Linked DNA regions of Homo sapiens: region 2 is linked to region 1. Evidence: chromatin loops called from intact Hi-C (ENCODE). Cell type or tissue: mammary epithelial cell. All regions are shown on one strand. Each heading gives the region's core, and the rest is flanking DNA. Links, peaks and the distances in the headings are about the cores only. Region 1 has its middle 80 kb from the start of LINC-PINT. Region 2 overlaps LINC-PINT (long intergenic non-protein coding RNA, p53 induced transcript).

The links. Peaks named below come from ENCODE experiments on the same cell type or tissue, not always from the same donor. Only the 100,000 strongest peaks of a DNase experiment are listed, where the experiment ranks them.
Region 2: a loop joins it to region 1, with 4 times the contacts of the local background. A loop is called at or near these places in 2 of 110 quality-filtered maps.

Annotation. Positions count from the first base shown.
Region 1 is chr7:131,182,093-131,198,305 of GRCh38, reverse strand. It overlaps a transcript of MKLN1 not described here. Among named protein-coding and RNA genes, the nearest start is that of LINC-PINT, 80 kb to the right of the region's middle. RefSeq lists a cis regulatory region at 2,575 and enhancers at 6,734-7,492, 9,339-9,388, 9,519-9,588, 9,202-9,702, 9,689-9,898 and 3 more. In mammary epithelial cell, for the core only: no CTCF peak of the experiment used is centred there; a DNase peak (open chromatin) is centred at 9,655; H3K27ac peaks cover 1,891 bases.
Region 2 is chr7:131,067,529-131,083,741 of GRCh38, reverse strand. The region is part of intron 2 of LINC-PINT (long intergenic non-protein coding RNA, p53 induced transcript); the gene reads left to right. Among named protein-coding and RNA genes, the nearest start is that of LINC-PINT, 34 kb to the left of the region's middle. RefSeq lists cis regulatory regions at 4,792, 9,925, 10,761, 13,689 and enhancers at 4,720-4,864, 9,853-9,997, 10,689-10,833, 13,617-13,761. In mammary epithelial cell, for the core only: no CTCF peak of the experiment used is centred there; a DNase peak (open chromatin) is centred at 7,501; H3K27ac peaks cover 1,963 bases.

The DNA.
Region 1 (16,213 bases), core at 4,969-12,968:
TGTACATGCTGGAATATAGTTTAAGACAAGGTTCCTAGGTAAGATAATCTCAGAAATTTTCTTTTGTGGTACAGGTGTCAGAGCAACAAAGCAGGATGAATTAGGAATAGACTTGGACAACACTGTGGTGTTGAGGCTTATACATTCTTTACACAGTTTTCCTTTTCAGGGCCTGGCCTTTGTGGTGTGATGAATACCACAGACCAATAAAACCTTCTAAGTGTCTTTCAGTCAATGATTCACTCTCACTGCATCCTGGATTCTGGCTCAATAACAGAAATTTTAAAATAGCTGCTTTTTAAAATTAGTCCAGTATGGTGGTGTGGGCCTGTTGTCCCAGCTACTCAGGAGGCCGAGGTGGGAGGACAGCTTGAGCCTGGGAGGCAGAGGTTGCAGACCTGAGATGGTGCCACTGCACTCCAGCCTGGGCAATAGAGCCAGACATTGTCTTAAAAAAAAAACATGCTGATTTTTAAAATGCTGGCAGTATTAGATTAGAAATCACTCATACTTTTTTTTTCTTTTTTGGCATTGTGGTTATACTATTAGTTATACTATTAGGTTATTACTGTTAGTACTCTATATAAAAGTGGGAAAATGAAAGAGAGTTTGTGTCATTGGAAAATTTCAAGGTCAGGCTGGATGATTATCCAAGGTCAGGCTGGATGACTATCAGGCATGCTCTAGAAGAGAGCATCCATTTAAAGGAAACTTGACTAGGGAGACCTCTCAAGTTCATCTTTCAATCCTGTGTTCTTGGCCAGGTGCAGTGGTTCATGCCTGTAACCCCAGCACTTTGGGAGGCTGAGGTGGGAGTTGCTTGAGCCCAGGAGTTGGAGACCAGCCTGGGCAACATAATGAGACTCTGTCTTTACAAAATAATAATAATAATAATAATAATAATAATAATAATAATAATAATAATAAAATTTTAATTAACTGGGCATGGTGGCACGCATTTGTAGTCCCAGCTATTCAGGGGGCTGAAGTGGGAGGATTGCTCGAGCCCAAGAGGTCAAGGCTGCAGAGAGCCATGACTGTGCCACTGCACTTCAGCCTGGGCAACAAAGCGAGACCCTGTCTCAAAAAAAAATCAATCAATCAAACAATCAAGCCTGTGCTCTGAAGTTTACCCTCTAATCTTATGATAGTAATGCACTATTTTGGAAGAACAGGAGTCTCTTCTGGCCATGTTCTTCACTTTGTCTTGATTCTGAAACCTTTGTGTGTGTGCCAGCTCTGAGAATTAAACAGAGGAGGATGGGGCGTGTGGAAAAGTATTCCTAGGAGACTCGGAGCTGTCCAGCAGTCAAAGGAGCTGCACACAATGAGCTCCAGCTAATGAGACTTGTCACGGCATTTGGAACAGGGATTCAGCGAGGCCATTCTTGACCAGGGAGAGGGGTGTATATGTATACATCTATATAGAATTCTTTGCTTACCCAACCCATTCCCAATGGGGATTTTTTTTTCCTGATTTACATGTTGCTTTTCTTTTTAAATGGGGGCCAATGGGCTTCTAAATTGTATAGAGAAAAGAGCAAGTGATAATGTACAGAGCAAGCTAGAAGGAGAAGAGCTGAAGAGGACAGCAGGCAAAAATAGGACTACTACACTGTACAAGCAGCCTTTCAGCTTGTTAATTACAAGCTATTTAGCAAACACACACACATTCTATGCAAACATGCCCCATAAGTAGGTGCCACTCTATGGCAGCTTCATTATTTACATTTTGCAGTCAGCAGTCATTTTAGCACACCGTTTTGGAAAAAAAAAAATGAATGTGTCGAGTATTAGCTTACAAAGCCTTCACAGACTTTTTTGTATAATAAATAAATAAATAAGTAGATTTGGCCTAAAAAGGTTGTTCAGCCTTTTTTCCTTTGCGAGTGACAGACACATTCGCTTTGATGAATGCCCACTTGATTGACGTTCTGAAGAAAGACATAAAAATCCTTAAGCTTGTTTATATATTCTTATAAATGGTTGGATACCTAGCTGCATTTTCTTATATTGCCTTCTAAAGAGGAACCCACATTTCCACAGACATCCTGGATTTGAGAGGAGGAATGGAATATGGGGAAACATCTCATCCAGCTTCCATGTGCTATGCAATTCAGTAGTAACCCAACTTTATAGGTAAAACAACTGAATGTGGAGAGGCTAAGTGATAATTTTTAATAACTTGAAAAATTACAAATTCAAAAATAAATTTTAATAAAAAAATTACATTTAAAGTTTCTAAAAAATTTACATATTCATTGTAGAAAATTTGGGAAATATAAAAATATACACAAAAAAGAAAATTAAAATTATCCTGATGAAACTACTGGTTTTTGTTGTTGTTGTTGTTGTTTGAGATGGAGTCTAGCTCTGTCTCCAGGCTGAGTGCAGTGGTGCAATCTCGGCTCACTGCAACCTCTGCCTCTTGGGTTCAAGCGGTTCCCCTGCCTCAGCCTCCCAAGTAGCTGGGATTACAGGCACGCGCTGCCATGCTGAGCTAATTTTTGTATTTTTAGTAGAGACAGGGTTTCACCACGTTGGCCAGGCTGGTTTCAATCTCCTGACCTCATGATCCGCCCACCTCAGGCTCCCAGAGTGCTGGGATTCCAGGCGTGAGCCACCGGGCCCAGCCGAAACTACTATTAACAGTCTCCCAAACACATATGAAATATGTATGTGGTTACATATATATTTCATGCTCAAAATATTGAGGAGGAAAAAAAGGCAAAGTAAAAGAGTTGTTAGCCCATCTTTTCCAAATTGGGAACCACTGTACACATTTTTATTTTTTTTTTAGACAGTCTCACTCTGTCACCCAGGCTGGAGTGCAGTGGCACGATCTTGGCTCGTTGCAACCTCCACCTCCCAGGTTCAAGCGATTCTCCTGCCTCAGCCTCCTGAGTAGCTGGGATTACAGGCACGTGCCACCATGCCTGGCTACTTTTTGTGCTTTTAGTAGAGATGGGGTTTCACCATGTTGGCCAGGCTGGTCTCAAACTCCTGACCTCAAGTGATCCACCCGCCTCGGTCTCCCAAAATGCTGGGATTACAGCCATGAGCCACCGTGCCCGGCCCACTGTCCACATATTTTAATCACCTTCTTTAACGCGTCTCCTCTTCCCCTGAGACCAATCTGATGATAAATTGTAAATGGGGTGCCAGATCTCCTATTTGAAAAATAGCACCAGGTTTGTAGGTAATTCCTTACCTTTCTTTTCCTCAGTAGAGACCCAGGAAATTGTAAAAGAAGTATGATACTGCAAAACACCTTTGTTTTTGCGAGATAACTTTGGAGGTGCCCGTGTTGACAGCTGTAGTCAGTCACATGCTTACCAGAACAAAGAGCTCTACAAAGGGAGAAGTTAACTTTAGCTTTGAAAATCCTTTTATCCTTCATGATTTGGTGCCTTTAAATTTGTCACCTGAATGCGATATTAACATAATCGTCTGCATTTCAGCTAATGAATGCACCTGCTTCTAAGACTTTATTTTAGCAGTTTTAATGAGCTCTTCAAAAGAGTTTGCCTGGACTTACTGCACTGCTAGAGAAATAGCAGCTGTAAGCAACTAGCAACACATTCAGTATTTGAATCAAGCTCTGTGAAGTTGTTAAGCTTGAGAAGGAGTATCTATCCATCTGTTTGTGATAAGGGAAATGAAAATTGAGATGCGGCTGTGGCATTTGGAAAGAGCACTAGAGTAACTGGGTCTGGCCAAAGGTTATTCTCTGGCCGTAAGTATGGATCTCAAGCATATGGATTTAATGTATTGATTTAAGCTAAATTCTAGTTTTCTTGTCTATCTAATAATGATACCCATTTATAAGCTTGTAAGGATTAAATATCTCACCTGTTATATGCACTCATTAACATTAGATTTTTATAATTATGATGTTTATTAAGAAGATGTGACTTTACAAAGGGCCATTTGAGTCCATTCATAGGAAATACCCTGAACAGGTAAATACACAAACTCAGAAAGTAGATTGGTGGTTGCCAGGGGCTGCCGGGGGAAGTTGGAAGCAATTGCGTAATGGACATGGGGTTTCCTTTGGGTATGATCCAAATGTTTTGGAACTAGATGCAAGTGGTGGTTGTACAATGTTGTAAATATACTAAATGCCTCTGAATTGTTCACTTTAAAATAGGTAATTGTCTGGGCACAGTGGTTCATGCCTATAATCCCAGCACTTTGAGAGGCCGAGGTGGATGGCGGGGAGAGGATTGTTTGAGCCCAGGAGTTCAAGACCAGCCGGGGCAATAAAATGAGATCCTGTTTCTGGAAAAAAAAAAAAAAAAACAAAACAAAGCAAGAAAAATAAATAACCTAGGTAATTTTATGTTATGTGAATTTCACCTCAATAATTTTGAAAAAGGACAAGGTCCTGTGGCTCATGCTTATAATCCCGGCATTTTGGGAGGCTGGGGTGGGAGGGTTGCTTGAGCCCAGGAGTTTGTTACTAGCCTGAACAACATAAGGAAACCACATCTCTACAAAAAATTTAAAAATTTTTAAAATTAGCTGGGCATTGTGGGTGGGTGGTGGGGGTTGGGGAGTTGAGGCTGCCGTGAGCCATGATGGTGCCACTGAATTCCAGCCTGTCTCAAAAATAATAATTTTTAGCTGAGCGCAGTGGCTCACGCCTGTAATCCCAGCACTTTGGGAGGCTGAGAGGCCGAGGCGGGCGGATCACGAGGTCAGGAATTTGAGACCAGCCTGGCCAATATGGTGAAACCTCATCTCTACTAAAATAAACAAACAAACACAACTTGGCTCGTCATGGTGGTGCGCACCTGTAGTCCCAGCTACTCCAGGAGGCTGAGGCAGAAGAATCACTTGAACCCAGGAGGCAGAGGTTGCAGTGAGCTGAGATCGCACCACTGCACTCCAGCCTGGGCAACAGAGTGAGACTCCGTCTCAAAAAATAATAATAATAATAATTTTTAAAAATGTGACTTTAGATGGATTTAGTAAATTCCATTGGGTTGACTATAGGTTGTAAGATGGTTCCTAGATAAATAATTGCTCAACAAGACATATAGTAAGGAAAAAAACAAGCAAACTGATCGCCTTACATAAGTAATCAGAAAGACTGTTTCATTGCTGAATCATACCTTGACTCCACAGTGAAGATTTTTGCAAGGGAAAATATTAACCAATTTCTGGAGGTCCAAATCCCTAAACAATTCTGTAAGCCATTTAAATTTTGTAACTGTTATATGGAAGTTAGCATATTAGAATACTCATTTACTTCCAATATATATTTTAATACTTTTTATTATATACTCAAATTAATTCTATGCTTGTTACACTGATTTCAACATCACATTTTCATAATATCCCTCTCCTTTTCTTCATATGCTCCTGTGTGTACTTTGGGTAGTAGTAACCACCCATCCAAAACTCAAGTGAATGGAAGACAAAAAACATAGGACAAATGTTGCTTTAAAAATATACACAGCAGGCCGGGCACAGTGGCTCATGCCTGTAATCTCAGCACTTTGGGAGGCTGAGGCAGGTGGATCACGAGGTCAGGAGTTCGAGACCAGCCTGGCCAACCCGGTGAAACCCCATCTGTACTAAAAATACAAAAATTAGCAGGGCGTGGTGGTGGGTGCCTGTAGTCCCAGCTACTCAGGAGGCTGAGGCAGGAGAATTGTTTGAAACCTGGAGGTGGAGGTTGCAGTGAGCTAAGATCGTGCCATTGCACTCCAGCCTGGGCGACAGGGTGAGACTCCATCTCAAAAAATATATATAATATATATATTTATATATATGTAAATATTTATATTTATATGTGTATATATTATATATATTTATATATTGTATATTTATATATTTTATATATTTATATATTGTATATATTTTATATATTTATATATTGTATATATTATATATTTTATATATTTATATATTGTATATATTATATTTTATATATTTATATATTGTATATATTATATTTTATATATTTATATATTGTATATATTATATTTTATATATTTATATATTGTATATATTATATATTTTATATATTTATATATTGTATATATTATATTTTATATATTTATATATTGTATATATTTTATATATTTATATATTGTATATATTATATTTTATATATTTTTATATATTATACATAAGTATATATGTATATATACGTATATATATTTTTATATATATACGTATATATATAATATATATATACATATATATATAATATATATGTATATATATAATATATATATACATGTATACATATACACACACACATACACACACAGCAGGCTGGGCGCGGTGGCTCATACCTATAATCCTAGCACTTTGAGAGGCCGAGGCAGGCAGATTGCCTGAGCTTAGGAGTTCAAGACCACCCTGGGCAACATGGTGAAAACCCATCTCTACTACAATACAAAAAAAAAAAAATAGTCAGGCATGGTGGCAGCTGCCTGTAGTCCCAGCTACTTGAGAGGCTGAGGCATGAGAATTGCTTGAAGCTGGGAGGCGGAGGTTGCAGTGAGCCGAGATTGCACCACTGCACTCCAGCCTGGGAGATACAGCGAGACTCTGTCTCAAAAAAAAAAAAAAGGAAAAAAAAGGAAATATATACAGCAGATACATTACAGACCAATTGGAGGTAACACCCTGAAATGAAGATGCCACAGATTTTTATCTTTCTCTCTCCTTGTAAAATTGGTAACACGAAGGCAAGATAACTGTTAAGTAAATGGAAAATTCTTCAATTTCCTTTTTATTTTATCTCAATAAAAATGAGGCAGCTATTCTAGCTAGGGTGGAAGTAATTTATTCTCTGTACTCCTTCTCTCCTTCACATCATCCTGACCAACAGTCTTCCCTCAATATTTGGAGCTGGTTCATTGGTGTTTCACTCACACACCACAACACTGGAGAATCACTCAGAAATCAGGACCAACTTAGGAATCTTCGCCGGCTTGATGCAAGAGTTTCTCTGGAAAGGCATTGATTTCTAGAAGCCCCCAACTTGAATCTGCTGGAGTAAGCAGCCTTCTGGCAACTGCTTGCATTCCCACATCTCAAGAGATCCACTTTATCCAGACTTGCGTGGAGCATCTCTCCAGAAAACATCCAGTTCTACTTTTAGACCTTAGCTTTGTAATCTGAGCAAACAACCCCACGGGGGCTCACCTCCAGCTGCCCTTAGGCAGTGTTTTGCTACCCAAGGCGAGCTGACCTTATACTGATGAAGACCTGCTATCTATGGCCTAGCTAGTCACAGCGTGGTCCTCAGAAGGGCAGCATCAGCGTCACCTGGGAGCAGAGAGTCTCGGTCCTCACTCCAGGGCTATTGAATCAGAATCTGTAGCTCAACAAGGTTCCCAGGTGATTTGTATGCAGTTTTAGGATTAAATAGCAGTGGTCTAACAGACCTGCCTGAGTTGCTTTTTCCAGCAACAGAACTCCCCATGTCCTGGTCTGAAGTTGTTATCCATCCATTTTCCACTACCAGTCTCTACACAGATTTCTCTGCAGCGCTCCAGGGCAAGCTATCTCTATTTTGGATGAATTCCCAACCAGTGGGTCTTATAGCAATCTGCATTTCTATTATTTGGGTGGTCACACAAGTAGATAGCACAGCCTCCCACTAGCCTGAACCATACCCATTCCCCTCCAACTCATTTTGTTCTCCTTATTCCCACAGCTGTAGTGTTACAATGATCATAAATTATTGTTAAAGAAGAAAATTACCAAAAGAAAAAAAAATAGTCTCTATAAACCTGCATAGTTTAGAGCTAAAGAATATGTTAAAATTTTCCATCATGGAAATTTCCCAGCTACTGGGCTCTTTAGATTTTTTTTTTTTTTTCAGAGCTGCAAGCAAAGAATGGAAATTTCCAATTGCAGCATCGAGGGCTGCTGTTCTGCTGACTGTCTTGCTCAGCCGGGGTCATCTGCTTCTCTAAGACATCAAGGAATGCCAAGGTAGGTCTGAGAGAAAACACATACTTCCTCTGCAGGAAGGAAGGAATGTCTTTATGCTGCCTCCAACTTGTAATTAGGGGAGGGGCAGGAGAGGTGACATCCCCCTGCTCCATCCACCTGGATGTGGATTTTGTTGTTACCACCTATCAGCAGCTTATCCTACTTGACATCTTTCCAGTGGCAGCTGGCTGGCAGGTTTTTCGTTTTTTAAGAAATCCTTAAGGGGGTGGGGGATCCAGAGAGATGGAGGGAACCAACATTTTTGAGGTGTACTCTTCTAAGTAACCCACCAGGTATTTTATATATGTTATGTCATTTAACCTTGTCACACTTAGCCTTCATTACATTTAACCTTGTGACCCACCCAAGGTTAACTTCTGATTTTCTGCACTCAAATTTTGGAAGCATCATTTGTTCTTCCTAAGACAGCCCTATTGCCCCCAGCCCTCCTATAAACCAGTTATCTTCAAGCATCCTGAAGGTTTTGTTTCCACCTCCTCAATAACATCAACAGCTCCGTTCCTTTTTATTATATCTAAGTTGAAAGATATTTCCATTCACAGGTGGTCCTGATGTCTGAGTCAACGGGCGTCTAATAGTTCTCTAAATTCTGTCATGTACCTCCCCACTCACTACTGCTATTACTACAGAAGTATGGTGGCAGCTCCACGAAGTCTGAGTATAAAGGCACTGGCATCTTGCAAACAAAGCTAAGGACCCTGACTGGCTCTAGGCCTGAAAGAACATTCTCATACCTAGGCTGGGTGGGTTTGTCTGGGTGGTTTGGGAGTTTTGTGTTTTTTTTTTTGTTTGTTTTTTAATATAAAAAACTTCTAGGGGGATTCTGAAATACCGTAAGAAGCAAGAGCTATCTATGTTTACTCTCTTCTTACAGACAGCCATATCATACCAGGAAAAGAAATGCTAAGGAGGTCTTCTGACATCGCTGTTGCTATTTATACGTAACATCATTTATTGAGGCAAGTTTGGTAATAGTGAAGATTTTCTAGCAATAAATTTTAAAAAATCATTACATGGCTAGTAAGTTAAAAAAAATTCTCCCCTGTCTGTCATTTCAATCACATCCATATCCATAGGTAGTGATATGATCTTTGAATACAGTGACCAATTTTACCACCACCCAATGATAAAAGTGGAGGCAAATGGGAATCAGCCAGAATATTGTAGGTCTGTTTAGGGTTGAGCCTCAAAAGCTGATGTTTAGTTGAGTTATTGCTTACATCTGTGACAATGATTTTCCGTATCCCTTTAACCCATTAAAACTGAGTCTGATTCCCTGGTGAAATTCATCAAGTGGTATTTGAATATGGGTCTGGGTCTCATGTGATATGTACACATTTCCAACAGACTTCTTTCCACCCCTCCTCTGTATTTGTCATTAGCTAGAAGATAGTGGTCCTCTTAGCTGAAGACACTGATGATTCATATCTGTGGGTGGGGCTGAATAGACTGATGTATGATGACTCGTTCTTTCCGCTTTAGACCACAGAGATGACTTTTAAAATTTTGTGGTTGGAATACACGCTGTTTTAGATGATGATTGATTGTTTGTGATTTCAAACATGGCCTCAATTCTGTCCCTCCTGTTTCCCTGCCCCTTGCAATGTGACTTTGCAGCTCCTCCCATCAAGAGCTGGAGTCTGTTTCTACATTCCTTGAGTCTGGGCCTGCCTTTTGGCTGGCTTTGGCCACTAGAATGTAATTGAAATAATGGTGTTCCAGTTCCAAGCCTAAGCCTCAAGTGTGTGCTTCGGCTCTCCTCTGAAACCTGCCAGGGCTATGCGAACAAGTCCAGGCTAGCCGGCTGGAGGATGAGACATCCTGTGGAGTCAAGATGAGCCACTCCAGCTGAAGCCATTTTAGACCAGCCAGCTCCAAGCGAACATACCAGCTGATCACAAATGTGTGAGCAAGCCCACTGTGGTCAGCTGGGCCCAGCCCAGATCAGCAGAACCTCTCAGCCAATTCACAGACTCGAGAAATAGTAAATGGTAGCTGTTATATGCCATGCAATTTTAAGATGGTTTGTTATGAAGTAACAGGTAACTAATACAGGTGATCAATTATCTTCTTCCCCCCAACGCCCCCCATGGCTAGGAAGCTCAGAGCCAAATTCAAAAGCCAATCGTAGAAACTATGTTTATTTATTTATTCATGTTTATCACACACTTTATGGGTAACGTATGTGCAATCTTCTCTCTCCTTAATGGTGAATTTTTAAAATTCGATAACCTATTGTTTACCACATTGACTCTGAACCAACCCAATACCTTGTTTTAAATATTTAGGTGGTTGTTATTTATCAGATTAGAAGAGAAGAATCTAGAGTGAGGACTGGCAAACACTCACTTTCTTTTTCTTTTTTTTGAGACAGAGTCTCACTCTGTCACCCAGGCTGGGGTACAGTGGCACAATCTCAGCTCACTGCAACCTCCACCTCCTGGGTTCAAGCAATTTTCCTGCCTCAGCCTCCCAAGTAGCTGGGACTACAGGCATGCGCCACCATGCCTGGCTAGTTTTTTTGTGTGTACCTTTAGTAGAGACGGGGTTTCGCCATGTCAGTCAGAGTGGCCTCAAACTCCTGGACTCTGGTCTCGAAATCCTGGACTCAAGTGATCCTTCCATCTCAGCGTCCCAAAGTGCTGAGGTTACAGGCATGAGTCACCGCACCTGGCCTAGGATTGGCAAACACTTTCTGTAAAGGGCCAGCCAGTAAATATTTTAAGCTTTGCAGGCTGTATAGTCTCTGTCATAACTACCTAACTCTGCTGTTATAGCACTAAAGCAGCCATAGACAACCTGTATACAAATGAGCATGGCTGTATTCCAGTAAAACTTAATTACAGAAACAGGCGGTGGATCAGATTTGGCCCTCAGGCCATAGTTTGCTGACCTCTGCTCTAGAGCAATACGTTACTATGCAAAAACATCTTCACCTACACTACAGTCTCCTCAACTTTATTGTAATTTATCTCAGTTGTTTTGGAAAAAAAAAAAAAGACAAATGAAGTGAATTTACTTCCTCTAGCAGAGGACAAGAAGAGGCTGACTGTGCGGTAGGAAAGTATATAGCATTTGTACCAGAGCAAGTATGACACTGAACAAATCCTCTGGCCACTTCGTCCATGACTGCTTATTTAGTTCAATGCTGAAGGCCAGAATAACACAAGCAATGTCTCATTTGTTTTGTTTCATCCCACAGCTTCTAATCTCAAACACTCATTTAACAAATGCATGCTGGATGTCACAATAAGGATGGCGCTCCAGTCCTTCTTGCCTACTCGGAGTTCCCTGAATGTATTGTGCTATTTCACGCCTCTCTAACTCTGCACACAATGTTCCTTCTGCCTGGAACACACTTAGCCCTCTTCTCTTACTGGCTAACGCCTACACGCTGATCAAAACTAAGCTCAATGATACTGCCTCTTGGAAGACTTCCCTGAGTGCACTTCTACCTCCTCACCCTCAACCTTCAGCCCGCACACTCAATCTCAGCATTTATTCTACTAAACTCATAATTAAGATAGCTAATGCTTATATGGTACCAGACACTTACTATGGGCCAGGCACAGTTACATCCTGTCATTTCATTGAAGTTATTGGTATGCTTGCCTGTTTCCACAAGACAATCATACGTTCAGAAACATTTATTGAGTACTTTGCAACTGGCGTGCTAGGCAAAGTAAATAAAACAGTGACAGTAAAGTAATAAAACAGACCGTAAGCCCACTGAGGGAACCTACTGCATGTTATTTGTTTTTACCTCTCAACACCTAGCAGCGTCCAGAGCAGAGGTTTTGTTTTAATTTTTTTTTTTGACACAGGATCTAACTATCTCCCAGCCCAGAGGGCAGTGGCACGATCATGGTTCTCTGCAGCCGTGATCTCCTGGTCTCAAGCAATCCTCCCACGTTGGCCTCCTGAGCAGCTGGGGCTACAGGCGTGTGCTACCATGCCCAGCTCATTTTTAAAATTATTTTGTATAGAGACAGTATCTTGCTATGTTGCCCAGGCTGGTCTTGAACTCCTGGCCTCAAGCAATCTTCCCACTTCGGCCTCCCAAAGTGCTGGGATTACTGGCGTGAGCCACCCATACCTGGTCAGAACAGAGGCTGTTTGTTTGTTTGTTTTTGAGACGGAGTCTTATTCTGTCACCCAGGCTGGAGTGCAATGACATGATTTCGGCTCATTGCAACCTCCACCTTCCGGGTGCAAGGAATTCTCCTGTCTCAGTCTCCTGATAGCTGGGATTACAGGCGCGTGCCACTATGCCCAGCTAATTTTTGTTTTTTTTAGTGAAGACGGGGTTTCACCATGTTGGCCAGGATGGTCTCAATCTCTTGACCTCATGATCTGCCCACCTCAGCCTCCCAAAGTGCTGGGATTACAGGCCTGCACCACCACCCCCGGCCCACAGATGTTTTAAATTAATATTAGAAGAACAAATGAAAATACCACTTACATGGTACAAAATACGTGCTAGGCCATGTTCTAAGCTCTTTACATCTCTAAGCCTCAAAACAACTTTATGGGGTAGCTGGTATAATTATCACCATTTCACACACGGGAATTGAAGGCATGGAGAATTTTTAGGTAATTTTCCCAAGGTCATACGGCTAGTATGTGACAGAGCTGGTTCCAGAATCTATGTTCACAACCCCTGGATGAAATGAAAGCTTGAGTGACTCAGCATAAATCCATTTCTACTCCTGGGAAAGTAATTTTTTTATTTTTTATTTTTTTTTGAGATGGAATCTTGCTCTGTCGCCCAGGCTGGAGTGCAGTGGTGCGATCTCGGCTCACTGCTTCCCAGGTTCAAGCGATTCTCCAGCCTCAGCCTCCCGAGTAGCTGGGATTACAGGCATGTGCCACCGTGTCTGGCTAATTTTTTTTTTTTTTGTATTTTTAGTAGAGACGAGGTTTCACCATGTTGGTCAGGCTGGTCTCGAACTTCTGACCTCAGGTGATCTGCCCACCTTGGCCTCCTAAAGTGCTGGGATTACAGGTGTGAGCCACCGTGCCGGGCCCCTAGGGAAAGTAGTTTAAAAGATGCATCTTTGAGAACATAGGTTGTCCAGTGGTACCAGTCACGTGCTTAAGGTTAGGAGTCAGAGAATTGTGTTCGCAGCTGCTCTCAAGTGCTTGATGTAAGTGAGTGATATTGGTAGTGGCATTGACAGTTCCTGCAAGGTGCAGTCTTACATTTACAGAGCATTACGGTGCATTCTGAACTCTGATCTGATTTCTCCCACCACCCTCTCCTCCTCTCGGGTGGTATGCATCAATGCTCAGGGGCAACTCCAGCAGGGTTTCTGCCAGCATGTGTCTGCCGTGTTGACTCTTTCCTGATGGCAGGCAAGTTATACAGTAGATCCATCCGTGTTGGCCTATTCCCATGGACACTTCAGCAAATTAGCATTTTGGAGAAGACTACACAGAAACATCCATAATACTGGTGAACCTGGCTGGGTGTGTGCATCTTTAAAAAAGTATTGCTGGCCGGGCATGGTGGCTCATGCCTGTGATCCCAGCACTTTGGAGGCCAAGGCGGGCAGATCACCTGAGGTCAGGAGTTCGAGACTAGCCTGGCCAATGTGGTGAAACCCTGTCTCTACTAAAATTACAAAAAGATTAGCTGGATGTAGTGGCGGGCACCTGTAATCCCAGCTACTTGGGAGGCTGAGTCAGGTGAATTGCTTGAACCCGGGAGGCGGAGGTTGCAGTAAACCGAGACCACGCCATTGCACTCCAGCCTGGGCAACAAGAACGAAACTCCATCTCAAAAAAAAAAAGTATTACTGCCAGTCATTTATGGAAGGCTTTGGAAGTCCCCATGGGGCCTTGCAAGCAACATGCCACTCAGCAGGGAAGATAAAGACAGGGAGAGACAGTGACTGGCCTGCAGCTGTTTCTAAGGACAGGCTTGCTCTGCTGAAAAAAACAAAGAACAGATATTTGGAATAGAATTTTGCATCTGAAACAAATATGGATTTGGAGAATTTTAGGTTTGAGCATTAAGACATTAGAAAATAAAGCCAGGCACAGTGGTGCACACCTATAGTCACAGCTACTAGGGAGGCGGAGTTGGGAGGATTGCTTGAGCCCAGGAGTTTGACACTGTAGTCATGCCTGTGATCATGCCTGTGAATAGTCACATAGTGAGACCCTGTCTCTAAAAAAACTAAAAAAAGAAAGAAAAGTGATCACAGAGTCCCTGCAGACCCTTGAAGTCTATGGTCTCTCTGAGTAGAGAACAAATGTGTCCATTCTCCCACCTCAAGGCAGCTTAAAAAAAAAAAGTAACTCTTCTTCTTTACTCCGTTTGCAAACTAGATAACTAGGAGGAGGTGAACAGGCAATTTCCTCGGTGGCCTCCACTGATCGTTTAGAGGATGCAACAAGGTACCAGGGCCAGGACTGGTTCCCACAAGCTTCCTGTTCTCAGTCTGAGGCACAACAGAGGCTAAAAAGAATTCAAAGATTCAAGAATTGGCTCTTAGAAGCAACCATGTGTCACCAAAGAGCTGGGCAAGATAGTGCTTGTTGGCTTTTCTCCTAGTCAAGAATTAACCATGAGACTTCTCTAGGAAAACATTGATTGCCTGGCTGGAAAACTTCAGAAACATTGAGTTGACCACTATTCTCAGGCACCTGCACATACATTTTTCAGGCCATTGGGTACAATTTATAGCATCTTATTTTCCAGTGAAAATAATCTGTTACTATATTTGTAGCCTGTTTCATACGGTTTAACACTTAATAATTCTCTGTTGTTTTTATTACGAAAACTTGCATTCTCTCATCTAGAGCAGAATCTCCCTGAGGGCAAGATTTACGCCTTCCAATTTCTTTGGACTCCTCCACAGGACCAGACAGAGAATGAAGGAGTACAATAGTGGGTGATCAAGAGGGAATGATTACAGGACAGAGTATTTGGAGACCTGGGCAGTTCCAATGCTCCCCACCCCCGTCAAGCTGAGTATAGGTCCTCAGAAAGCACTTAAGTCTCAGAGTTGCCATTTCCTCATTTTCAGATTACCTCTCTTACCTTACCGGTTGTTGGGAGGATCAAATAAGATAATGTCTGTGAAAGTATTTTGTGAACCAAGATCTGCTAGCCACTGAAATGTAAGAAGTCATCAGAAGAGGCACTTAGTAAATATCTGATTGATTTTTAATGATAAGATATTGTCTTCCCCTTTCTCCTTTACATTCAGCTCCTTTGAGGGTGTTATTTTGCAGGATTTCACTTTATATGAGTAGCAAAACCACTCCACATCCACCTGATGCTGTGTGGTAGGTCCCCTAGTGCATTTCATCTCATAATTATCTTAAAATTTGATTGACATTTAAGCAAACCAACCAAAAAAGTCACAAGGTATGCCATGGTCACGTTGATCACATAGAATTTGTCAAGATCAATGCATGTGTAACCCACTGGCATTTCAGAGCCTTTCTTGTGCTGCTGCGTCAGCCCACTAAAATTATACCCTAGGCAAAGATTATGTATATTTCTGTACTCTAGTGCATAGTTCATACATGAGAGTGGCAGATCATTGCTCTAAGCCCAGGCCAGAGAAAAAGAACATTAAAATGTGGCAGTATAATGGGGAATTTCACAAAAAGGTGACACTATAAAACAGACTCTTAAAACAACTCATTTATTTGTAAGTCTTTATTCTCTATTTGTTCTTAGCAAAGAAGACAATCTCTCTATAGTAACAGAATTCTATATGACTCATTAGAGAAATCTTTCAAACATGGTTATTCCTTAAAATGCTTCTGGAAGATATAAGGTTTGGTCTTAGGGTTTCTTCTCACTCAACTGGAGGAAAAATAGAGATGCTAAAGGATAAGCTAAATTGTATATTCCAGGGATTTGTTTATGTAAACTCCTGATTCCTCATCTAGTTCTTTGGGCCCAAATAACGTGAAAGTAAAAATAATTAGAGAGTGACAGCTTGGCTGTGGTAAGCATTGTCTTCTCTTACTGAAGCTTTTCAATTCCAGTATTTTCAAACCCTATTCCTGAAAGCTATGGGAACCTGTTTTTCCCAAATTCAATCATACAGTGTCAACTGCAGGACTGGTATCCAGGTTTGAAGCATTTTGTCAACATATTGAATCCAGACCAGTTTTGAACTCTATTAACTCTATTGATGAACATATTTATGATGGGTTTTTTTTTGGAGATGGAGTTTCACTCTGTCACCCAGGCTGGAGTGCAGTG
Region 2 (16,213 bases), core at 2,747-10,746, 110 kb after region 1:
GATCCATGATAAGTTATCTCTGTGTATCTATTAGTATGGGGGAATGTGAGGGTAGCATAAGTCATAATTTCTATCTTAAATAACTAAAACATAGTTTTGGAAATCAGACATGTTTATTTATGTACATTAAAAACTATAAAAAATTCCTGTGTAGGTATTTAATTCACTTCCTTGAATTGAGCCTAGAAGAAAGTGTTGAATTTAGTTTAGTGGAGAGGACCAAAAAGGACATTCTGTGTGACAATGGCATGGGCTAAAGTAGAGGCAGAGTTTCACATGTCGTGTGAGGTCAGTGAAATAACTGGCTCAGATGGTGTTTCTGTACCCAAAGATAAAGTAAGAGCAGTTATTGGACAACCTCGAGTGCCCAAAGAAAGCATTTGGATTTGTCACACTGGCAGCAGAGGCCTTCTGAACTACTAATCTATTGCAGTGTAACAAATTATCCCCAAATTTATTGGCTTAAAACATCAATCAACATTTATTATCTCTAACAATTTTTGTACGTCAGAGATTTGGGATCACATTAACAGTGTTCAGGCTTGGGGTCTCTTGCAGTGAAGTCAAGATGTTAGTCAGGGCTGGGCATGGAGGCTCATGCCTCTAGTTCCAGCACTTTGGGAGGCTGAGGCAGGAGGATTGCTCGAGCCTAGGAGTTTGAGACCAGCTTGGGCAACATAGCGAGACCCCATCTCTATTAAAAAAATAAATAATAATTTTTAAATAGATGTTAGCCAGTCTTCAGTCATCTTAAGGCTTTACTGGGGCTGGAGGATCCTCTTCCAAGATGGTGTACTCAAATGGCTGGCAAGTTGGTGTTGGTTGTTGGTGGGAGGCCTCAATTCCTCCTCTATGTGGGACTCTTCACAGGGTTGAGTGTCCTTATGACATGGCAGCTGCACTCCCCAGATCGAGCGACGCAAGAAAACAAGACAGAAGCTTCAGTGCCCTTTTTGACCACGCCTTGGAAATCATCCCCCATCACTCTCGCCATGTTCTGTTCCTTAGACACAAGCCAGTAAATTCCGCCCACATTCAAGGGAAGGGGAGCTAGGTTTCACCTTTTAAAAAGAGGTGTGTCAGAGAATCTGGGAACAGATTTTACAACCACCACACTGTCCTAAAGAGGAGTGATGGTGTAATTTTGAAAAGGAAAAAAAGTCTGGGATCCAGACAAAGATTAATCTGGTAGTAATGTCAAAGATGAATGGAAGAAAGGGAGAAACAGAGGTGGATCGTAGTGCTGCGATCTAGCAGTCAAGTGATGGATTTAGTTGGGGGCAGTGAGAGGGCAGAGGTAGGACACATGGAAGGGAGGCAGCAGAATCCCTTCCCTGTGATGGTTGAGGTTTCAATGACTGAGTATGTAGAGAAAATCAGAGCAGTGACTTTGGGGAAAGCCATGGTTTGGGATATGATTAGGAAGGGGAGCTGGATCTGTTGCATTAGAGAGAAAGAAGAGCCAGTTGAGTTCCTGCAGGAGCAAAAAAAGCAGAGTGATCAAGAGCTTCAGATGTTGCAGAATTCGCAGAGAATGATGTTTGAAATGAATGCATTTGCTTGCAAGGTTATTATAGGTGACAGCAGTTTAAGTGGAGTAGAGCAATTTTGGAAATTGGATTATAACATTTAATTCGATGATTAACTTTTTACAAAGTGCTAGAGGTGGGAGGATGAGGGGCTGGTATACCATTCACCACTCATATTTTGAGATCTTACATCTTTCTGCCTCCTGATAGTACCCCCAAGCCTCCCTGGAATGGCACTTCCACTCAGCTCTTGGATTGAGGGCAATGGAGGAGGATTTTACCTCACTCATTTTCAGGGATTCTTTTAACTGCATTGGAAATCAACTTACTTTATTATTTTTTTACTTTACATATTGCTTTTAACTATCATGTGTGCTCTCCCCTAGCCCCACTCATTTCCCTCCCTTTCCCTTCTTCCTGGTCAGTAAGCATTTAAGATCATGATCCAGTACAAAGACCTATTCTTCTCCCTTACCTCCCAACTTCAAGCATGATTCTATTATTCATATGCTTTGTTAACTGAACTTGCAGGGATGCAATTGATATATAAGAAATATAATTAAAATTGCAACCAGCAAATGTAAATACTAAATTGAAAGATTCTTGGTTTTTTAATTTTAATTTTAATTTTTTGTAGAGATGGGGTCTTGCTGTGTTGCCCAGGCTGGTCTTGAATCCCTGGCCTCAAGTTACCCTCTCGCCTCAGCCTCCCAAAGATCTGGGATTACAGGCATGAGCCACCATGCCTGGCCTTATTTAGTATTATTTTATGTTCTGTATCTGTACATAGATTTAATCTGTTTTCAAATTAGTGAAATAATTATCAATAAGATGGAGCCAAAACATGAAAATAATTTTAAAATGTCTTTATGTGACATAACACAGATTTGTGTAAGGATTTGAGGTTAAGTGGACCAAAGAATTGTGTAGTAAAACACTGACAAACCCAGAAATTAAATGCGAGTTTTCTCTGTAACATGATGTGACGATGATTATATTATTATTATTATTCCTGATAGGGTTGTTTTCCTTTTAAGAAGAAATGTTGGGTCCATTTAAGACTTAAACTAAATTACAATAGCATTAATAACTATGGTTCCAAATTAAGAGTAGTCTTTATGCTGTGAAAAAAGAACTATTGTTGATAAGTTCGTTTTAGAACAAAAAGATATGATTGTTCTCAGTAACATCATCTTTGAATAAATAGGGCAGCCTCTGATGATGTAGCCTCGTTTTGCAGTGTGCGTGGGAGGTGAGCACAGAAGAGACAAAAGGGCCAGGGGATGGTGAGAAGGAATAGCAGAAGGGAGGGACACCTGGGTGCCTTCACCGTGGATGGCACAGATCGTAAGTGACTGGAGGGGGCAGAGGCTCTGACTGTGTCAGTACTGCCATTAGGTATTCATTACATAGACATTAAGCTTTTTCTGTGTGTCTGTGGGTGTGAGAGAGGGAGACAGAAAAGAAAGGGAGTGATAATGTATATGTCTCCAGAGATCACTGTGTTGTTTACTTTTACTGTTAAAGATCTAGGGCCAGGTGCGGTGACTTACACCTGTAATCCCAGCACTTTGGGAGGCTGAGAGCAGGTGGATTGCTTGAGCCCAGGAGTTCGAGACCAGCCTGGGCAACATGGCGAAATGCTGTCTCTACAAAAAATACAAAAATTAGCTGGGTGTGGACCCAGCTACTCAGGAGGCTGAGGTGGGAAGATCGCTTGGGCCCGGGGGGTCGAGGCTGCAGTGAGCTATGATTTTGCCACTGCACTACAGTCTAGGTGACAGAGACCCTGTATCAATTAAAAAAAAAAAAAGATCTGGATATATTTGGAGATTCTGTCATGGTTCTTACTCTTGTACTTGAGCAGTTGACAAAAAGTTAATCTGGTTAATTGATACATTTTCCATTTCCTGTTTCCCACTCGTCCTATTCCCTCCTCTTTCTCTCTATGTTCTCTGAGTCTCACTTCAAACCTTGTGGGTCCTAGAAGCTTCCACCGAGTGTCTCTTCCATTTCCAGGGCCCCACACTTGCCGGGCACATTGTCCTACTGTGTGCTCCATCTCCAGAATGTCCTGGGAATCACTCTGTGTGTAGGTTTCTACAACCTGTGTTATTCGTGTCTGTTTGTGTGTTTGTTTTCGCTTCTCTGAGGGAGGAGCCAAGTCTCATCCGTGTAGCTCCACGTGTAATAAATGTGAGTCGAGTGAACGAATGAAAGATTTCCCCAAGCCTTGTAGTGGACGTGCTTGGACCATGGTGGTCCATCAGTGTGGCAGTGGAGTCCCTGAGCATTGAGGATTGGGAGACGTGTGACTAGAGAGGTAGACCACACAAGCCATGAAGCATCTAGGGGTGACTGCAAACTGAGTGAGGCAGGTCTTCTGGTCCTGTGCTGCTCCACACAGAAGGTTTCAGGGATGACTTGGAAGCAAGAAACAGGTAAATGCAGTGCTGCGTGCTAAGCGTTGCAACCTCCTGCACAAACTGCTCTGGGCGCTTCAATTAATTTGGACTGTGGGGGTTGGTCTGGGAAGACTGGCGTTTTGAGTTGAGTCTTCAAGAGCGTGCAGTTGCCCACCAAATGGAGAAGAACAAGGAGCATGTTTCAGAAGCAGCATGTACCACGCTGTAGAGGTGGGAATTGTCATTTTCTTGAGAAGTTGTAATGGAGCTTAAGGTTCAGGGGCGTTGGGAAGTGGGAAAGCAGCAGGAAATGAGATTGGAGAGGGCCATGTGTGTAATGCTGAATGACTGGCCTTTGCCCCATTGGCTGTAGGGAACCACTGGAAGTTTTAAAATCAGGGGAATGGCGGAGATTCACATTTTAGAAAAATGCCTGGCAGCAGTGTGGAAGATGGACTGGAAGGGGAAGACTAAAGAGAATGGACGAGTTAGGAGACTGCTGCAAAGTCCAGGTGAGCACGGGGAAGGGCCTGGATTAGGCCTTGACAGCGGCGATGTGGCAGAGAAGACTAAGTTGCATGTGATTTTGGGAGGCGGAATTTGCGTGACATACCAGAGCTGCAGATAACAGTTGTGGGAGGGATGGAAGAATAGAGAAGGAAGCTTTTTTTAACCTATAGCCATTGAATGGGAGAGTAGAAAGGAAACATTGAGTTTGGTTCTGGACATTTTAGAATGGGGCACCCAAATGGAGAGAACCAGCAGACGGAAACATATTCACATGTGTGTGAATGGGTGAGATTATATAAGGAGAGCTTGCTGAGCAAAACGAGAGAGGGTCATGCAGAGGACTCTGGGACACTCCAACATTTAAAGGGCACACTCGGGAAAAGAGCCATTTAAGAACAGTTTCAAAAGGAGAGATAGCCACAAGAGGTCAAGCTGAGATGAGCAGGAATACGAAGCCATTGGAACAGAGTGAGACCCTGTCTCAAACAAACAAAAACAACAACAAAACTTTTTCAAAAGAATTTGTTGTAAGATTTTTAAAAATACCAAGCACTTTTCAGTATGTGTGTGTGTAGCGGGGGTAAATATATACATAACATAAACTTTACCATTTAATCATTCTTGAGTGGTTTTTTTGGCATTAAGTACATTCACATTGTTGTGCAACCATTACCACCATACATCTCCAGAACCTTTTCACTTTCCATGATTGAAACTCTGGCTGGGCGTGGTGGCTCACGCCTGTAATCCCAGCACTTTGGGAGGCCAAGGCAGGCAGATCACGAGGTCAGGAGTTCAAGACCACCCTGACCAACATGGTGAAACCCTGTCTCTACTAAAAATATAAAAATTAGCAGGGCGTGGTGGTGCGCACCTGTAATCCCAGCTACTCAGGAGGCTGAGGCAGGAGAATCGCTTGAACCCAGGAGGTGGAGGTTGCAGTGAGCCAAGATCACGCCACCACATTCCAGTCTGGACGAGAGTGAGACTCCATCTCAAAAAAAAAAAAAAAAAATTCTGTACCCATTAAACAACTCCCCATTTCCCTCTCCTCCATCTGCTGACAACCACCATCCTACTTTCTGACTACTCTGGGAACCTCATACAAGAGGAATCATACAATATTTGTCCTTTCGTGACTGGCCTGTTTCAGCGCAACGTATTCAAAGTTCATCCATGTTGTAACCTGTCAGGATTTCCTTCAGCATCTTAAAAATATAATTTGAATATAGTTTTTTTTTTTTTTTCAAGAAACCAACTATTTACAACCATTACAAAGTCCTACGATCTGCCACATCAGTTTTACACAGGGAAGGGAATTAGAAGAAGGGAATTCACGTCAATCACAGACATCCTGTCGAGCATGTGTCAGGTGCCACATTGGTTCTAAGTGCTTCATCTAACTCATTGAATCTCCGTAACAATTCTGTGCAGTGACATTATTTTTCTCATTTTACAGCTGAATAAACTGATTTTCAGAGAGTTTATGTAGCTTGTGCAAGACCACACAGCTGGCAAATAACTGAGCCAGGATTCAAATCCTGATCTTCCCAATACCCAAGGCCATGCTCTTTTTAGGACCCTTCAGTTCTCCCTTTAGTCCTTTCTCTAATTATGTCACTCTGAAGGAGTCAAATCTCTTTGCTTTGAATTTAATGAAGTTGTGCTTTAAGGTTTTCCTGGTGTTCAGCAAATATACAAGGCTCCTCATGACATTAAACTGCTCTTATATTGTATTTAACCTTTTAAGAACAGAATCAAGCATTTGCCAAAAGTAGAGAATTAATTGTGTAACTAATTAATTCAGTTCACATAGTTATTTGTTTAATGTTGTTTGATGTGTCTGTCCAACTTAATATTTATCTGGGGTCGTTGACAGAACTACGTTGATTTGTAGGATAGGTTTCTGAAGGAAAATACTTTTTTTAAACTAAACAGTTTCTATTCTAATCACAAATAGGAAAGGAAGAAACTTTTTAAAATGAAAAATATATAACCACTCATTTTTGAGGATCTCACAAAAACAAAGTATTATGCAAGTAATCTGAAGCCAAAAGCCACAGGCTGAGATTTGCCATGCTGAAGGTTTTTTTTTTTTTTTTTTTAATCTACAAATGTTTCTTTGAATTCTTGAATGCTCTATCCTGTGCCAGTGAAAGATGTTTTTCTTTAAAGATCTTAGCAGTGACTGACATATCACTGTTTGAGCAGATGATCCTGAGAAAGTAACCAAAGCCATTTACAGAACAGGCGTTTCTGTAACTTGGGCCCTTTACGGAAGTAAGCCAGTGGGCTTGCGTGTTGTTTGAAGACTGGGCTTATCTTTGTTCAGTGTTTTGCTTTGAGAGCACGACTGACTTTGAGTTTCATCTGCACTCTGTGACCAATTGTGAGACAGACCCAAAGTCTGAAGTTTGTGTTGACTTTAGAAAGTCATTCTCTGAAGCCTTTTTTTGGAATGAGTTTAAAGAAGGAAGAGTACCAAAAGCCAGGTCCAGTCTTGTAGTGGATGTTTTGGAAAGAAAGGATCATGGTTCTCTGGGACCATCAGAGTGGATCAGATTACATTCTAATGTAATGATGAAAACAAAGAACAATAAATCAGAGGGACTCTAAAACATCCTAAAATCTTCCCTCAGGCAAATAATACCAAATCTTCGAGGGTGGATAATTGTTTTCTCTCCATTTTCTTTTTTCTTTTTCCTTGCAGATTGACAGAATTAAAAATTTGACAAGCCCCATCAGTGGTTCATTTAAGTGTTTTGGTATACAGGTGATTAGAAACTATAAAATCTCTTCTGCTTTATTTTAAAGCTATTGTCTTGCTCAGACTGCGTAATTTAAAGGCAACTGTGTTAATGTCTGTGGTGAAAAATTTCTGATCCTAAAAGTCATGGACAAAAAGGGGGCATTTGCCTACCTAGTGTCAAGGAGCTTAAACTGTAATCAGAAGTCCATGCATTATTGTTTTATTCAAATGTAAAGGGAAGATGAATGCTCAAGATACCGCAAAGGATCTTCTTAAAATATGCAATTTGTGTGACTCTTGCTGAGTCAGATGAGTGGGTGATGCTGGGCAGAGCTGTAGAAGAAAACTGACTTTCAGCAAGGAATAAGAATCCATGCTAAACAGTACAGAAGTGAGGCTGAGAATATGCTCAAGGAGAGTGCGGTGGTTGGAATGTTTGTCCCTTCCAAAACTCACGTTCACATTTAATCCCCAGTGTGGCAGTATTGAGAGGTAGAATCTTTAAGAGGTGATTGGGTCATGAGGGCTTTGCCCTCATGAATTGATTAATCCACTCATGGATTAATGGATTAACGGGTTAGTGGATTAATGGGTTGTCATGGGAGTGGGGCTTGTGGCTCTGTAAGAAGAGAAAGAGAGAGCAACACTCAGCCCCCTCGCCATGTGATGCCCTGCACTGCCTCGGAGTTTGCAGAGACTCACGACCAGCAAGAAGGCTCTCACCAGATACCGTCTCTCAACCTTGGACTTCCCAGTATCCAGAACTGTAAGAAATAAATTTCATTTCTTTATAAGTTATCCAGTTTCAGGTATTCTATAAGCAACAGAAAATGGACTAAAACAGAGAGGGAAGCCTCTGGAAGGGGGAAGCCTGAGTGGTTAAGTGGTGAGTCCAGCAGCTGAGGAGAAAACTTTTGACCTGAAAGGACTAGATCTGGGACCCAGATGGAAAACGACTTCCTCTTTTTACCTTGGGGTTTGAGAGAGTGCTCAGCCTGGGTCTAGGAGTGGAGGTAGACCAGCCTAACAGAAAGGACTGAGTCCAAGGAATTGCTAGCCAGAGGGAAAATAAAATAAAATCATGGAAGGCTTGGGAGATGCCTTTTGATACTTTAAACCAAGCTTGTCCAACCTGTGGCCTGCAGGCCACATGTGGCCCTGGACAGCTTTGAATGCGGCCCAACACAAATTAGTAAACTGTCTTAAAACATTATGAGATTTTTTTTTTGTATGATTTTTTGTTGTTGTTGTTAGCTAATCGCTATCATTAGTGTTAGTATATTTTATGTATGGCCCAAGACAATTTTTCTTCCAGTATGGTCCCGGGAAGCCAGAAGATTGGATACCCCTGCTTTAAACCTACCATGATAATTGGATACTGTGAGATTTTTATGTGTAAAATGTAGTCCAGATGGATAGCATTTGAATTCCCAGGATACATAGCAGTAATTTTTTTGTTTTTCATAGCAGTAAATTTTTTGGTGTTTTTGAACAAACTCGAAGTCTATTATTCACTGCGGAGTACCAAGTAGGATTCTCTCATTAGCAGATAAGAGAAAGCAAAATATTGTGTCTTTACAGGAGAAAACTATGTATTCAATTAAGATAGGGTGACAAAACCCAAGTGTGAAACCTACTAGTGGGGACTGGCAGAAAGATACCCTATTTAAACAGTGTTCTGTCCTTACGTAACGTTATTCTCTAATTGGCATCTCTTAGAAAATGGCTGGATTTGGCCCACTTAGTTAAGTAGGTCCAGGAGGGGCAGAGACTTGGAGTTTATTCATTTTGGGAGGAAGCCCAGAATAGTCAATAGAACTAAAGGTATGACGATAGTGTTAGGTGCATGTCCTGTAATGTAGTTGGAATCCTAAAAACTGGGATAAGTTTGAGGTGTAGGGGTTACCCGATTACAATTTATCCCTGGTTTTTGTCTTCATTGTCTGCATTGCTGTTAGGTTTTCTGAAGCCTTGTCTTCTCTAGTTTAAATTGGAGCAGGAATTATTCTTTGATAAAAGGCAGTAGTACCTCAGCTAACTTTCTCACTCAGAATATATTTAGTCAACAGATAACTGTTGACACATACTAAATACAAGTTCATTACATACTTTTGGAGGATATAAAGATAAATCAGGCAGAGTTTATTCTTTTCTCATGTAATGGGGGTGGAGGCGATGGACCATCATTTAATGGTTGAGAACTGGGGTTCTGCAGTCAGACCCAAGCTGGTTCAGACCCTGGTGTTGCAATGTACCAGATGTATAGCCTTGGAAAAAGCTACTCAATCTCTACTAAACCTTCCAAGGCTATATATCTAGTGCATGTCAACACCAGGATATGTATAATAGTACCTATGTCATAAGGATGGCTGGAGGCCTATGAGATAATGGTTGTAAAGGGTTTAGAAGACTCCCCAGAGCATAGTGAGCCCTCTCTGAACACTGACAACACACACAAATGAACAGAGGTGCTTTATGGACCCAGGGGGTTCTGGCTTTGCTGATGTCCAGTGTTAGAGGTATGGCTTGGGGAGTTACCTATATTGGAAGCAATCACTCAGACTGTATGTCACTGGATGACTTGCCAGAGGCAAACAAGAAACAACATGGCAGACACAGAACCTTATTTTTTTATCCACAAAAGTGGACTGTATTTTTCTGTTTGCTTTGATGTTTTGTTTGTATTACTTTGTTTTTTGTTTTTGTTTTTGAGACTGAGTCTCGCTCTGTCGCACAGGCTGGAGTGCAGTGGTGTGATCTTGGCTCGTTGCAACCTCCACTTCCCGGGTTCAAGCGATTCTCCTGCCTCAGTCCCCCTAGTAGCTGGGATTACACACACTGCCACCGTGCCCGGCTAATTTTTGGAGATGGGGTTTCACCACATTGGCTAGGATGGTCTCGAATTGTTGACCTCAAGTGATCCGCCCGCCTCAGCCTCCCAAAGTGCTGGGACGCCTGGCCTGTTTGTATTACTTTGTGGTAACTCTGCCATTAGGGGAGTTGAATCAGACTCATCTGATATGAAGATGACTTAATCATTAATTATTTTAGTACACAATTATTGAGTCTGTTTTTGCACCCATTATGGGTTCCAGCACTAGATCTAGTTTATTAGCACTGAAAGTAAATTAAAGACTAAGCCATATTGGTGGTTGGCTCACAGACTTAGGAGTTTGGCTGGCTGTTAAGGATCGGAGTCTGTAATATTAGAAAGTTTTCAGGCAAAATGAAAGAAACAACCAGATAATAATTTGGTAAATAATAAAGGAGTGGTGAAGTTGGATTTCCTTAGCTGACTCTTTTGCTCAGACATTGTGGTCTCAACTTACTTATCTCTAAATATTTAAATAGATTACTGACTGGCCTGGGATGTGGTTTGTTCTTTAAAAAAAAATGTTATGTAATATTTGACCCATACAAAAGGTTATATAATTCTGTACAATTAATAGGACGTTATTAACACACTGAAGCTACCGTGTGAGGAGGTGCCTCACTCATGTACTGCATTATTATAGCTTGCTAAACATACCTTGGTTAATAAGGAACTATTTCTTGAATGTCACTTCCTTGTCTCCTGCCACGCATCTGGTGGTGGGCCCGGAGCCCTTGTTGACCAATAGGCTCAATATTTGTGAGGGAGACCTGGACAGCAGAGTAGAGGTGTGTTAGGACACGCTGGGCCCTGCCAGCATTTGTGTCTGTCACCTCTAACCACGAAGAGGATAATGACTTGAGAGAGCAGTGCCTGCTGCTGCAGCTCCTCCTTCCCAATCTCAAGTGAATACCTCTTGAATTCCTCTAGCTGTAGCCTAGAATCATGTATAGAAAAGGATTCTGGGAAATGTAGTTCCCCTTAACCAAATGCTAACAGTACAAACTGCAGTTGTGCAGTTAAGTATGTGTTTGTACTTATTTGTTATACTGGAAACAGGAGAGATATTTGTAATTATTTCTGCTTAAAAGATATCAGAATAGTTATTTACTATTCAGGTATCAGATTTGTTTAAAAATGACATTTAACTTGATTATATCATTATTTTCTTTTCCATTAAACCCTAACAATTTTTAAAGCCATGAAATAACTTAAAAAACAGAAGTAATTTAATCTTACCCTCTCCTTTGGAAAGAAAATATTCCTTTTTTAAAGTGAAAGCAAGTTTCAAAAAAAGAAAAGGAATAAAGAACGGCTACTCCATAGGCAGAGCAGCGGCCTGGTCTGCTTGACTGAGTATCCTTGCAGTTATTTCTGGATTATATGCTAAACAAGGGGTGGATTATTCATGAGTTTTCCAGGAAAGGGGTGGAGATTTCCCGGAACTGAGAGTTCCTCCCCTTTTTAGACCATATAGGGTAACTTCCGGACATTGCCTTGGGATTTGTAAACTGTCATGGCGCTGGCAGGAGCGCCTTTTAGCATGCTAATATATTATAATTAGTGTATAATGAGCAGCGGGGACGACCAGAGGTCTCTTTCATTGCCATCTTGGTTTTGGTGAGTTTTGGCCGGCTTCTTTATGGCATCCTGTGTTATCAGCAGGGTCTTTGTGACCTGTATCCTGTGCCGACCTCCTATCTCATCCTGTGACTAAGAAAATATTCTTTTAATTTGACAAATCAAGTTGGATCTCATTGTGCTAAAAAAGGTTTTTAAAAATATTATCCAATACAGTGCCATCTAGTGACAAATCATTTACTTGCTGGTTATTGAAAATAGTTGACTACAAGTTTTATGTCCTGATAAGTCAGGAACTTCACTTCTAATTGTGCAAATTCTTAAGACATATTTTAAGCGACTATTTCTAAATAAATAAAATATTTGTAAATAGAGAGCTGGAAAATATTTTCTAACCCTCAGGTTTTATACATATGTATCACAATGTGTCTTATTTAATGCCACGTGGACCCAGGAGTAAAATCAAAATCAGTGTTTTGTCTAATAAGGTGGTAATAGGATTATTTTAGAAATGTGATGTAAAGGAATGAGCATGGCTTTAAAATCAAACAGACATGAGTTTGTCTATTTGGACTTATTTTTCTTATGACTTAGCAGGTAATTACTACCTGCTTGGAAGTGCACCAAGCACTATATAGGTACTGCCTCATTACATATTCACAAAACTCTATAGGTATTTTACAAATGAGGAAACCGGCCAGGCACGGTGGCTCACGCCTGTAATCCCAGCACTTTGGGAGGCCGAGGCGGGGGAATCACGAGGTCTGGAGATCCAGACCATCCTGGCTAACACAGTGAAACCCCGTCTCTACTAAAAATACAAAAAAAAAAAAAAAAAAATTAGCCGGGTGTGGTGGCGGGCGCCTGTAGTCCCAGCTACTTGGGAGGCTGAGGCAGGAGAATGGCGTGAACCCGGGAGGCGGAGCTTGCAGTGAGCCGAGATCGCGCCACTGCACTGCAGCCTGGGCGACAGAGCAAGACTCCGTCTCAAAAAAACCAAAAAAAAAAAAAAAAAAATGCGGAAACCAAGGCAGGGCAAGGAAGTGTTATGGTGCTTACTTCATTGTTTTTTGTTGTTGTTGTTTTTTGGTTTTTTTTTGTATAGAGATGTAGTCTCACTCTGTCACCCAGGCTGGAGTGCAATGGCGTGATCTCGGCTCACTGCAACCTTCGCCTCCTGGGTTCAAGCGATTCTCATGCCTCAGCCTCCCGAGTAGCTGGGAACACAGGTGCCCGCTACTGTGCCCGGCTGATTTTTTTATTTTTATTATAGACAGGGTTTCACCATGTTGGCCAGGCTAGTCTCAAACTCCTGACCTCAAGTGATTCGCCCACCTTGGCCTCCCAAAGTGCTGAGATACCTCATTGTATTTTATTGTGTGTGTTTATGTGTTTCTGTAATAAAAGAGTGCCCCTTAACAGAGAAGGTCTTACTCAAGAATATTGTGTTTTTCCCTGCCCCTATTATAGACTGGTATGTCTGCAATTCAACTGCTGAATATTTGATTTTTTTCTTTGTCCATGAAATGAAAACACAATACCCTTGACAAGAACAATAGTACATTACATTGTTTTGATAAAATATCATTGTTTTCTCTATATTCAAGAGTGGAAAATATATGTAATTTTTTATAAAGGGTATTATACAGTGGCACAAGCACTAAACTAAGCAACTCTGGGTTCTAGTCTCTACTTGGCCACTTTTAAACTAGTGTTAATTTAACTCTAAAGTTGTACATGCACACAACCCGCATATTCCAAGAGCTTGTTAGGTACAAGGCTTGTTACAAAGACCAGCAGTCTCCCCGCTGTCACTCCTGCCCCATCCCTTGCTCTCTGAGCTCAACTCTTAGAGCGGATTGTTCTGCTTGTTTACCTCCAGCTCTCTAAACAGGCATTGCTCTATCCTCTTCTTACTTTTTCAGTGTTAGGCATTACCTTTGACCTCTCATGATAAAGGAGAATTTATCTTTTTTTTTTTTTTTTTTTTTTTTGAGATGGAGTCTTGCTCTGTACCCCAGGCTGGAGTGCAGTGGCGCCATCTCGGCTCACTGCAAGCTCCGCCTTCCAGGTTCATGCCATTCTCCTACGTCAGCCTCCCGAGTAGCTGAGATTACAGGTGCCCGCCACCGCGCCGGCTAATTTTTTTTGTATTTTTAGTAGAGACGGGGTTTCACCGTGTTAGCCAGGACGGTCTCGATCCCCTGACCTCGTGATCTGCCCGCCTCGGCCTCCCAAAGTGCTGGGATTACAGGCGTGAGGCACCGCCCCGGCCAGGAGAATTTATCTTATGCACCCCCACCCCATGTGCATAGCCCTTTTCTTTTCATTATAATTACATTTTGAATAATTCAGCATTTACATTGTTAGGACTTTGAAAACATTATTCCCAGCTGAGTTATATAATCTATGGTTGCCTTTTCTTTCCAGCACAACTTTTTGTTTTCCCTGGTGTTAATAATTCTTTTCTTTTCTTTTTTTTTTTTTTTTTTTTTTTGGAGGAGGGCTTTGTTTGTTTGCTTAGATTTTATGTACTTTTCCCGTGTTCATCCCTAAACTCTTCCCCCGGTGTAATCTACTTGTGTCGAAAGTGTTAGGGTGCTCTGAAACAGCGTTGTCAGCCTGCAGGCAGCCATCCTCTCTGGCTGTGTTGTCTTTTCTCGAGTTAGCTGGAACTCTCTGCTGCCTCCCAGAGGGACGGTGAGACTTAGAGTCTGGCTGAACGTGAAGCCCTATTTGTTTGTGACTAAGACTGCTTGTCAGCAAGAACTGTCAAGAATGAGTCTTCTGACAGGCAGAAGCACTAATTAGCTTTTACCGTGACCAGTCATGAAGAAGCAGAGTAGGTAAGTAAAGGTGCCAGGGGTGAAATGAAGACCACATGGTATATAAGATATGTGCAAACAATAGTTAAAACAGAAAGAATTGTTTTTCTTTCTTTCTTTTTTTAAAAATACCTTTTTAAAAATAATGGAGATGGGTGGGGGGGGGGGTTGGGAGGAGGGTCTTGCTATGTTCCCCACGCTGGTCTCGAACTCCTAGCCCCAAGCGATCCTCTCACTTCAGCCTCCCAAAGTGCTGCGATTATAGGCATGAGCCACTGCACCCAGCTGAGAAGGAATCTGTGAATTGCTTCTCATTGATTGTTACAGGAAATGATGTTGGAGACATGAATGATCTAATTAATGACTCTTAGCTTTGTATATATTTTGTTTACCTCAATCATAGATTTGGTCTGGTTGTGAATCATGTCTAAGATGTTACTTTTGGGGTCGTCATTATTACATACATGGGAGAAAAACTAGAGGGCAGAAGGAGTCTCTACTATTTTCATTAATAGAACAATTTGCTACAGAACTGTTTTAAGTATTAAATACACAAAAGCTGCCATTCTAGATAGCTAGCAGTAGGAGGCCACAGAGATCATGATTCTGGTGGAATCAGATTGAGTCCTGCAGATTTCCTATTGGAATTGGAAAAGAAACCAAGGGTAAGTAGTCTAGTTGAAATGCTGTAAACCCTTCTTAAAATTCAGGATCAGATAAACTAGATTAAAAATGCCATCCTGTTTTTCATAATGCAGTAACAAATGAATCTAAAATGTGCAACACCACTTTCTTATATGCTTGTGACATTCTTAGTAAATAAAACAAGCAGAGTAGGTATACTGATGTATAACCACCACTTTTTTCCATTGCACTTCTGATTTTTAGTTCTTGAGTCCCCAGTCCAGGCCCTGATTACTTTATGTCCAGATGACTTTCATAGCCTTCTAATGACGCTTTATATCTTGTACTCCTCCACTTCATTCTATGTATTGAAAGCAAGAGTTTTCATCAGAAATGGTTTCGTCACACGTGTCCTATGATAAGCAACCTTTAGTAGTCTCCTGTCAAATAGTATTTCAAGTCCAAGCCTCTCCATTCATTCATTCACTCATTCATTCTAGACATACATATCGGGTGCCTTTACCTGGGCTAAACCTTGGCTCTCAAGACAGACACTCGGGTATGCCCCCAAGAGCTTTATATTTGCATGTGCATTTTCTCAGTGTTCTGCAGTCTCTGTTACGGCTGAGTAAACTTACCTTGTCTCCCCTAAATTTTTACCTTTGTGCCTTTAAACATAAAGCAGCGTCTGTCATTTTATAATTCTCTTCTTTCAGAACTGCCTCTGGTTATTAAAAACCTGATCTACCTCTATTACTCTATGATCTTTCAGCTTTGTGTTATTTAATTTACACCATATTAATTTCATTTATTTCTAGTTTTTCTCTATTAAAATTCTATGTGTGTGCTGTTGCTTAAGTACAAGGTGGTCTTTTATTTCTTTACATTTCCTGTTAATGCCAAATAGCGTAAATTCCTTCTAAACAAAGGAAATATTACTTTAATGACTACAGCACATCCCATGGGTCGCTTTCCCTGTAACCTTCCAGTGCCCTCTTCTTTTCTAGCAGAACCTCCACTTTGCTTAAGAATCCACTCTTCTCTGTATACCCATATGCTCTGGGGAAGCTAGGCTCAGGCCCCAGTCACAGCCCACGGCTGTCAGGAAGGTTCTGTTC